Regions from separate parts of the Homo sapiens genome. Here region 1 is linked to region 2. A link is an interaction called in ENCODE POLR2A ChIA-PET data of the cell type or tissue named here. Cell type or tissue: PC-9. All regions are shown on one strand.

Region 1 (5,000 bases), 250 kb before region 2:
GTACTCACTCTCTTGGTCTTTCATTGGAGTCACTCCTGGGAATCCCTCAAAGATATTTTCTGTCCACACACTCATGAGTTCCTTGAAGCAGAGTAATCTTAGGTGCTCAGAGAAACTCCGTAGTTCCTTCACCATAGGAGCCACTTGAGATGTGAGGTCCTCTGGATCATCAGGGTTGGCAAAAGCACGCAGCAGAACTCCAGGGAAACTGCTGGCATTTGGTTTGTGCTGTCAGATCAATCCTAGGATTTCAACATCAGAAATACCCATTATTGTCCTCTCTGAAATCTGTGGGCATTAGCCCTGGTGCCTCATGTAAAAGTTAGCCTTCTGGTTTCCAAACCAATTCTCTTCGTGGTAGACTCTTCATGACCAAGAATTGGGACTTCCCAGCTCTCATGTTACCAAGTCCAGTTCTCCAAGATGGTTCCTGGGAATGCTTCTTCACGTCTGAGTACCTTGTCCTGAGCATGTTTCATAAATGGGTAAAATGTGTGATTGATGTCTCTTTTATTTTATTGAAAGCTTGTTTTCTTCTGTAGCAGTTCTGAAATTTCAAGATGTTCTTCATTACTTTGTTTTAATTGCCATGTGACAAATATTTCAAGAAACACCCAGCTATTTTAAAATTTTTGACAGACTTCATGATGGAAAGACATACACACAGCCCTACTTGTTTAATAAATACTCCAACCATTAGGAACTCTAAGGGAAAGAAGTTGGTAATTATTTAATGAACCTTCTGTGTAGTCACTTTCACATAAAGTATAGCTAAGGACTCAGAAGCAGCCTTTTACTTCAGCCCTGAAATTACTACTATTAGTAATTTAAAATCACTTTTCCTAATGTGCCTAGCAGTCTCATTTACCTATACCACAGGTCCTCAAATAACATTGTTTTGTTCAACACTGTTTCACTATAAATTGATGAGGAAAAAAAATTGATTTCCAGCTGGGGTCACTATCTGTGTAGAATTTGCACTTTCTTCCCATGTCTGTGTGGGTTTTCCCCAGGGACTCTGTTTTCCCCCACATCCCAGGGATATGCATGTTAGATGAGTTGGCGTGTCTACAGAGTCCCAGTCTGAATGAGCATGGGTTTGTGTGTGAGTGCGCCCTGTAATGGGATGACATCCTGGCTAGGGTTGGTAACCACCTTTCACCCTGAGCTGCTGAGACAGGCCATGGCCAACCAAAGCACTGAACTGGAAGAAGTAGGTAAATAAATATCTTACTTGTTTTTATTAATCTTTCTTAAATGCATACATAGTTCACATTTATTTCAATGATTAATATTAGAAGTTCTTTGGTCGTTATTTAGAAGTTTGGTGATGTTTTTGTGGCCAGAAATACATCATAGGAATTTAACTCTTGTTTCTATCAATTAGCCTATGGTAGAATTGGTTTAACTAGAAATCATTTTGCTTAAAGTTGTAGTTTTTAAGAACCTACCAATGACATTAACTGAGGACTTACTGTAATTGTCCAAGAATTATAGCCTTTGAATTCATTCCTGGATGAGAGAAAAGATATTTCTATGATATATACTCCTATTTAAGAAATCAGGGGTTTTCCAAAGAAAGAAAATATCAGTGCTTCTCTGTATGAGCCCACTGTATCAAGAAAAGATGGACCCACAGAGGTTGAACCAAAACTCTTGCAGATGCAATAGGCACAGGCTCTCTGTTTCCCGTTGTTTTTCTAGGTCTAATGAAAATGTGAAGACTGAGGGCTTGGCCTCACCCTGGTAATATGATCAAGAACGGAACTGTGGTAGTAAAAATGAGAATGTTAGAAGAATCATTATATTCAGGGAAAAGAAAGGCCTCAAAAGGGAAGATTACTCTGAATAATTCATGCTCCTTTTCTCTTTTTTCCTGTGTGAAATTCAGTGTTTCCTTTATAATTTTTTGAGAAGAAGGCTATGCTCAGGATCTTTAGAAGCTGGTGGTAACTTCACAATCACTGGCTCCATCAGGCAACGAGAGACTTGCTGAAGGAGAAACAAACTGTGAAGGTAAAGAATTCTACCCAGAATGGCAACTCTGTGTGCTTTAAGAATGAATCCAAGTTTTGGAAGTTGTGGGAATGTGTTCAGTCGAAACTTTTCAATTGCTTGCACTGGGGAAACCACCCTCATCACTAGGCCTGGGGATTATGAACCAAAACCAAGGACTCCAGTCTCTGAGTCAGGGCGAGTGCCTTGGGAGGGAGGATGAAGGGAACTGGGCTCAGTGCCTCTCCTAAAATACCTTTCCCCTCCTAGAGGTCAGGTCTGGCAGGGTTTAATGACTCAATTCGTGTGCTGAGTGGCATCTTGGTAGCTCCGGGGAAGTAGTCAACACCACCCAACACAAACTGGGATTGGAGGTTAGGTGGGGTGACTATGAGCTGGACACCTAAGAGGTTATCTTCTTGGAGAGGTCAAAGAAAGCTTTTGCCAAACCTGTTAGATGAGTCAACAGATAGAGACTTCCATCTCTGCTTTCGTTCATCCTAATTTTTTAATAGCACCAAATGTGTAGAAAATCCAGAAATGAATTATCTGATGTTGTATATTTATAACAGATGTTAGATGGTTGGTTGATTAGTGTTAGCTATTTCCAATGCATGGGTTGCCTCTGACATAAGTATTGAATTAAATCAAAAATATGTTTATATATACCTACTATGTACCCAAAAAAATTAAAACTAAAAGTAAAAATATAAAATATTTTGAGTAAGCAGCATAGCAAGACCCTGTTTCAACAAAAAAAAAATCAGCCAGATGTGGTGGTGCACATCTGTAGTTCTAGCTACTCAGGAGGCGAGGCAGGAGGATCGCTTGCGCCTAGGAGTTCAAGGCTGTAGTAAGCTATGATCACACTGCTGCATTATGCCTGAGTGAAAGAGTGAGACCTCATGTCTTTACAAAAAGTTTTCTTTTTTAGTCAAAATATTCTTTCAAAAGGATCTAGTTAAAGGTTAATTTTCTGGCATACAAAGCTAGCAGACCAAATGGGTTCAAAACTTTAAATAGCATAATTCATCCAGGAAGACCATTCCTTTTTATTTTTTCCTGTGCCTTTATCTGCAAAGCTCTAAAATGGCCTTCAGGAATAAGGCAAGGTAGCTAATATTTTTCAAGCAAATTCAAGAGCAAGATAGAAATGAAATGATCCCATCTTATCTTTTCCTTCCTCCGATACCTCTGCAGTCTGACCCTAGGGAATGAGTGCTATGCGGATCAGATCAAGAGAGGTGATTTGTTTACTACTTCTGAAGACCCTAAAACTTTTGCTAACCCTAAAAGTGACCTAACCTCTTGGGAAGGGAGGGGCATTCAGTCTCGAATGACACAGACCAACCAAGAACTCCTACGGACCAGTAAGCCCTTAACCGTGTAGATACCGAAGTGAGCTTTGGGGAGAGAGAGAATCGCTATCCCCCAGACATGGTAAGGCAGTCCCCTTGAGGCAGTCACAAGTCAACTGCTCAATCTTTGGCTAGTGTCCCTCAGTAGACTAGCTCTAGTTATAAGGGGATGTTCTAAATAACCCCAATGGAACAATCCACAGCCACTTACTGAGTACCTAATAAACCCATGTATCACTCCCTGCTACCTACTGTTGAGGTAGATAGCCTCTGAAGAGCCTCTGGATTCACAAAAGCCACCCTGAAATGAATATTTCTCCAAAAAGTGCTTGGGGTTTCTTCCACATCCCCACATCCCAGCTCCCTTCCCTTTCATGCCCACAGCAAGGTCTATTGCTGCAAATTGGTGGTGAGGCAAGTTGGCTGGGAGGTGCACCTACACGGGGGAGTTCTATTGTTTTTATAACCAGTGCCAGCTCTGAGTGCGTGGTGAGTAAGAGCCTCTTCCTCTTCCCTCTGGGCTGCCCTCCTCTCCCATGCCAATCTCATTGCTGGCCTGTTGTGGATATGGTGGTAAGCAAGGGCGGCTGCCTGGCTCTGATGCTTCCCAGACTTGGGACCCAAAACTCAAGAAGACAACGAAACATGTAAGTGAGGGCTTCATGGGCCTGTGTTTCCTATTAGCCAGTATTCCTGGGTAAAGTTTTCTGGGGAGAAGGGGCAAATGTGAAGACACCACTACAGCGTTACTCTTCCTTCCCCCGTTAAGTAAATGGGAAGTTCTTACTTGGCACACAAGAATAAAATGAATGTTGACTGCCTCTTCCAGTCACCTTTGGGCTGATTTTAGGTTAGACGACGTTTTCCCTAAAGGAATCTTATTTCTGCAAACTTCTTTTTTAAAACTCAAAATAATGTCTGCTTGTTCACTTTTATGTTAGAAAGTTATAATACGAGAGTAATTATGGTTACTCTTGTAACCATAATTTTGCTTATACATTGGTTTTGCTATTTTCCTTTCTGAATGGTGTTTATTTTAGATTTTAGCTCCTCTCTTGTGTTATGTTGCTAACATTTTTGTCAGCTGCCAGATTATTACAAGCAGATAAAGGGGGAGTTTTCTTCTAAAGAGACCCCCATAGTTCACGCTCAAAGAATTTGTTTTGTATACCCTGTGAGGGGGTGAGGGAAATAATTCATTGGTGTCTTTGTGTGTGTGTCTACGTGTGTCGTTAGCTGTAATCTGCAAAGATTTCTGCATCTTTAAGCATAAAGATCGCTTTCTCATTTTGTAACATGATTTCTTTTCAAACTTGTCATGTAATTGAATCCAGCTTTGAGTGACACTTTAAAATATGCTCTCCCGCGTCAGAAGTGCTTCTTTAAGCCAGGTGCTCTTCACGCTCACCTGCTGGCGTGTTTGATTAGCAGCCAGCCACAGCCAGGTGCCAAATCCATTCTAAATATGGGAGCCTGTGCTTGAGAAGACTAGTCATACTAATTATTCAGACCTCCTCCTTGGAAGTAATGTGGCAAAATCACAGAAGCAGAAAAGCCAGAAACAGTATGAGACTTGCTATTGAGGGACCATAAAATCAGAATTTTGCCTCATAATATTGTTTTGTTCTTGGGTACATCCTTTCCAGC
Region 2 (5,000 bases):
GCAGCAAGAAGAATCTTTGTTTCACCCCATCTTATATGTCACTCCCCTGCATTAAACCTTCAATGGCTTCCTATTGCCTGGATCAGTGGCTCTCAGATTTATACAGGAACTTAATGTGGTTATAGTTGCATAGGTGTGATTATACTAAAAATCATTGAATTGTACATTTAAAATAGGTGAATTGAATTGTAAAGTTATTTTTTAAAATGTATAGGGGGAGCTGGGCATGATGGCTCATATCTGTAATCCCAGCACTTTGGGAGGCTGAGGCTGGAGGATTGCTTAAGCTCAGGAGTTCATGACCGGCCTGGGCAACATAGTGAGACTTCATCTCTACAAAAAAATAAAAAAATTAGCTGGGTGTGGTGGTGTGCGCCTATAGTTCCAGCTACTCCAGAAGCTGAGGTGGGAGGATGGCTTGAGTCTGGGAGGTCAAGACTGCAGTGAGCTGAGATTGCATCACTGCACTCCAGCCTGGGTGACAGCAGGAGACCCTGTCCCAACAACAACAAAAAACATGTACGGGGTACCAGGTGTGGTGGCTCACACACGTAATCCCAGTGCTTTGGGAATCTGAGGCCAGGAGTTTGAGACCCAGCCTGGGCAACATAGCCTGGGTAACAGAGAGACCTTGTCTCTAAAAAAAAAAAAAAACATAGCTGAGTGTGGTGGTGTATACCTATAGTCCCAGCTACTAAAGAGGCTAAGGTGGGAGGATCTCTTGAGCCCAGGAGTTTGAAGTTACAGTGAGCTATGATGGCAACACTGCAGTCTAGCCTGGGTGACCAAGTGAGACCCTGCCTCAAAAAAACCCAAAAATGTATAGAGGAATCAAGGCATCTGGAATTCATAGCATGCTATGTGTAGCACACTGAAATGTTGAAGTATAAGCAATTTTAATATCATAAGATAAGACTAGACCGAAGCAAGAACTGCAAAAGGCATTTCAATGCGCTTTCACACATTTGGAAGAAGATTATGTCTTCCCCCGTTTCCAAAGAGCTAAGACAGAAGTACGACGTTTGATCCATGACCATCCGGAAGGATGATGTTCAGACTGTGCAAGGACATTGTAAAGGTCAGCAAATTGGCCACGTACTCAAGGTTTACAGGAAGAAAGATGTCATCTACACTGAATGGGTGCAGCAGCAAAAGGCTAATGGTACAACTGTCCGTGTAGGCATTCACCCCAGCAAAGTGGTTATCACTAGGCTAAAAGTGGACAAAGACCATAAAAAGATCCATGAACAGAAAGCCAAATCTTGCCAAGTAGGAAAGAAAAAGGGCAAATACAAGAAAGAAACAATTGAGAAGATACAGGAATAAATGAATCTATATACAAGCTTTCATACAACTGCTAAAATGAAAAAAAAAGTGTTGAGCTAAGCTTATCAACAATTTCTAATGTTTGGTTTTAAAATGAAATTGCCATTTGTTAAATTACTTTGTTGCTTACCACTATGTGCTAGCAAATAAGCATTAACAACACTGAAGACCTAAGAAAAATTTGAAAGAGGAACTTAAAGCACATTTAATCTAATACTTTGAAATATTTTTTGTCTTCAAATTAAGACTTCAGGAAAACACCTGGATTTGGAATAACACTAAGTTTTTCTGGGAGGAGTTTTCACAATGCTTGGCTTCCTAGAAAATGCCTGTATTTCCTGAGGTCAAAAAGACCCTTCTTTCAACCTAGTCCTAAATGACCTTTCCAGTTTCATCTCTTTCTACACTGCCTCACTTCTGCCACACTATGTGGCTCAGTATCCCCAAACCACTCTGTGGTTTTGGTCATGTCCCTTCCCTCTCCTGGGATATTCTTCCAGAACTCTTTCCTGCACTTCACCCTTCAAAGCTCATCTAACTTCCTCTTTCCCTCCTGACTTCCCCAATCCAGAAAAGCATAATCAGAGCAGGAAATAGGTATATTCTACTAAATGTTTTATTTCCAGCATAACCAAAGAGACTGGCACATAGAAAATGCTTCACAAACGTCCCCTTCTCTGAATTCTCAGAGTCTTGACACACACACATATCTGTGCACTTACCTCACTGTGCTAGAAGCAATTTTCAGTGACACAACCCTCACATCTCCTTCCACAGTAGACTATGAGCTCTTAAAGGCAGGAATTATGTCTTTATCACATAGCAGATGCTCCATAAATATCTGGAAATCTAGATGAATTGAAAACATATTCACTAATCTCCAGATGTTCAAAATCTTCAGGAATATTGAGACATACAATTTACTTGAATACTATGTGGCAAAAATTGTAAATGAGTTATGTACACAGTATTGTAAGAATTCTGATGAAGGAGCTATAAAGCTTCCAGCTTGGAGGTGTTTGTCCTGGAATCTTCATATAGGCTGTGACATTTGAGCTATCCTTTGAGGAATAAGATTACCAGGAAAATAGCAAAAAGGGTTTTCTAAGTAAAAGAAATCCAGCACAAGACAGAAACTGAGAGGTTAGGGCCACCAGCATCCCAATGGGTCTGCTGTAGCTGAAGTTTAGGGTTCATGGCAGGGAGTGGCTGGCAGAAAGCTGGGAAAGTACGCTAGTCCTGGCAGCCCTCCTGGCCTGGACTTCACAAGATGAGTAAGAGGGTGTCAGGATCAGATGTGTGTTTTAATCAGCTCTCTACACCCTCTTCTCCCCTGACTCCTCCCCAACATAGCATATTGACCATGTAAAAGAGTTGACCAGACGCAGGTATGAGGGACATGATGAATCATCATAAGAATCAACTTGAGACTTACGATTGTGTTCTAACCAGTGAACAATCAGCCAACACTAGTGCTATGTAAATCACACACTGAAGCAGAAGTCAAGAATGTGGTAGGACTAACAGAGCTGGTTTCTTGGGAAAGTTAGTATCATTCAATTAAAAGATTCCTGGCCTCTACGAAGCCCTCCCTGATTTTCCCAGCCCGAAAGGATCTCTCTCTCTCTGTTTCTCTCTCTCTGTTTCTTTCTCTTTTTCTCCCTTTCCCTCTCCCTCTCTCTCCTGAAACAAGTGCTCTCTCCAGAGCATGTATTTTGTACTTAGGACACTTTTGAAAATTTTTTCTTGCATTGCTGCTGTTTGTCCTCATTTCTGGTACCATCTTTCTTTTCTCTTTGCCTGATTTTACAAGCTTATTTTCTGATATAATGCAGCTTTAAAAGACATCATGGGAGCAAGATAGGGTACAGGTCAGGCACAGTGGCTCACACCTGTAATCCCAACACTTTGGGAATATTGAAACATACAACTTATCACTTTAGGTCAGGAGTTCGAGACCAGCCTGGCCAACATGGTGAAACCCCGTCTCTACTAAAAATACAAAAATTAGCCAGTAGTGGTGGTGGTTGCCTATAATCCCAGCTACACGGGAGGCTGAGGCAGAAGAATTGCTTGAACCTGGGAGGCGAAGGTTGCAGTGAGCCAGGATCACACCACTGCATTCTAGTCTGGGCAACTTCCAGCCTCAACTTTTTTTGAGACTCTGTCTCAAAAAAAAAAAAAGGGTATAAAGCAATCAGTAATATTGTCAGATTTTAAATTTCAAGACAGGAGGGGTCATCTCCCACTCATCTTTATAAATCCCACAGCACTACACAAAACACATCTGTTGAATAAATTGATGTAGTAATAACAATATGACAAAGTAAAAGCATTCATTGGATTTTTTTAGAAAGTTGACATTTTTTCCATGAAATATCACTAGCTTACTAGTAGTTTACAATTTTTACTAGTTTACCAGAGTATTTGCATAGATGTCTATTGTATTCTTTTAATTTTTTATCTCTTCAAACTATGTCCCATCTGTGGTTGCCATTTTTCTTGCTTTGATTTGACAAAGTTTCATCTCTTATATAGGTCTTTTGGGAAAAAAGCTCTTAGATTTATTTATTATGCTTATTTTTCTAGTAGAAGAGATGTATTTATTTCAGCAAAATTATAAAGTAAAAAATCAAAGAAACAATAATATTTGGCACTCGCTGAGACATAATTTTGTAAAGAAGAAAACAGTAATCAGCATAAGTATAATAAATTATAAAGATCTATTGATCTTTTAATGGGGGCAAATAACCAGAAGAAACACAAAAAGACTTAAAATACAGCATCATTGTCACATCTCATGAAAACATTCCCATAAAAAATTAACAATTTCCACTTGAACATGTATTTCAGCCCTCTTTGAACTTATTCTGAAATCTTGATGCTCTACTGACGTTTATAGACTAGCCATTTTCTCACTCCATGAACTCACAAGTTATCGGTCTCTTCAAAAGCAATTAAAAAGGAGCACTTCATGTTAGATATAGAGTACTTAAAGGCTAATATTTAATCTTAATTGGCAACAAGTTTAGTGCAAATACAATTATATTTAGCGGCTTAGATAGTCCTGGTAAGGATGCATTCTCTTAACCCTTACTGTTTCCCCAGAGTGAAATCATTTCTCTCTTTTTATGAGTACAAACGTTGGCCATTCAAACCTCTGAAAACTAGTAACGATAATTCTGTTTGTTACACAGGGAGTTTCCATGAAAGATGGTTTCAGTCACTATGTAAATGAGCCACATGGTTTTTACATTTGGAAAGTTCCCTTCGGGTTGATACAAAAAAGCAGGGCCTGAATGACAGTCATTCCTCTTAGGAATGGAGTCCAAGTCATAACTGGATCTTACCCAGCTGCTTCTCTGATCAGTGAGAAGACCCAAAGGAGGCATTAATCATTTTACCCATTAACCACCATGCATGGAATTCAAAAGAAGACTTGAGAACAGGGCTGAGGAATCTCTTAAATCGAACTGTGCTCTCCAGTAATAATTTTATTTCACTGATTTAAATGCCAAAAAAAGAAAAATAAAGCCATCTGATTTCAAACCTGGTGCTTCCCACTGTCAGCCAAGATTTATTCTTCAAATGAACAGAAGCCAGAGAGCTACTAGCCAGAGAGGATTTTAATTGTGCTTCATCAATTCCTCGAATTGCTTCTCTTTTTGTTAGAC

The links. Peaks named below come from ENCODE experiments on the same cell type or tissue, not always from the same donor. Only the 100,000 strongest peaks of a DNase experiment are listed, where the experiment ranks them.
Region 1: POLR2A ChIA-PET joins it to region 2 with 6 read pairs; 1 of 35 experiments calls an interaction of 5 or more read pairs at or near these places.

The regions. Positions count from the first base shown.
Region 1 is chr4:76,635,643-76,640,642 of GRCh38, forward strand. The region is part of intron 2 of SHROOM3 (shroom family member 3); the gene reads left to right. LOC105377290 (a long non-coding RNA gene) reads right to left here. Exons shown (of 4, transcript XR_001741404.2): 3 at 9-547. Among named protein-coding and RNA genes, the nearest start is that of MIR548AH, 63 kb to the left of the region's middle. In PC-9, no CTCF peak of the experiment used is centred here; DNase peaks (open chromatin) are centred at 2,299 and 3,819; H3K4me3 peaks cover 1,890 bases; H3K27ac peaks cover 3,921 bases.
Region 2 is chr4:76,890,122-76,895,121 of GRCh38, forward strand. It overlaps SOWAHB (sosondowah ankyrin repeat domain family member B), which reads right to left. Exons shown (of 1, transcript NM_001029870.3): 1 at 4,031-5,000. It also overlaps the pseudogene RPL26P17. Among named protein-coding and RNA genes, the nearest start is that of SOWAHB, 5.5 kb to the right of the region's middle. RefSeq lists a silencer at 238-422. In PC-9, no CTCF peak of the experiment used is centred here; a DNase peak (open chromatin) is centred at 2,720; H3K4me3 peaks cover 567 bases; H3K27ac peaks cover 2,275 bases.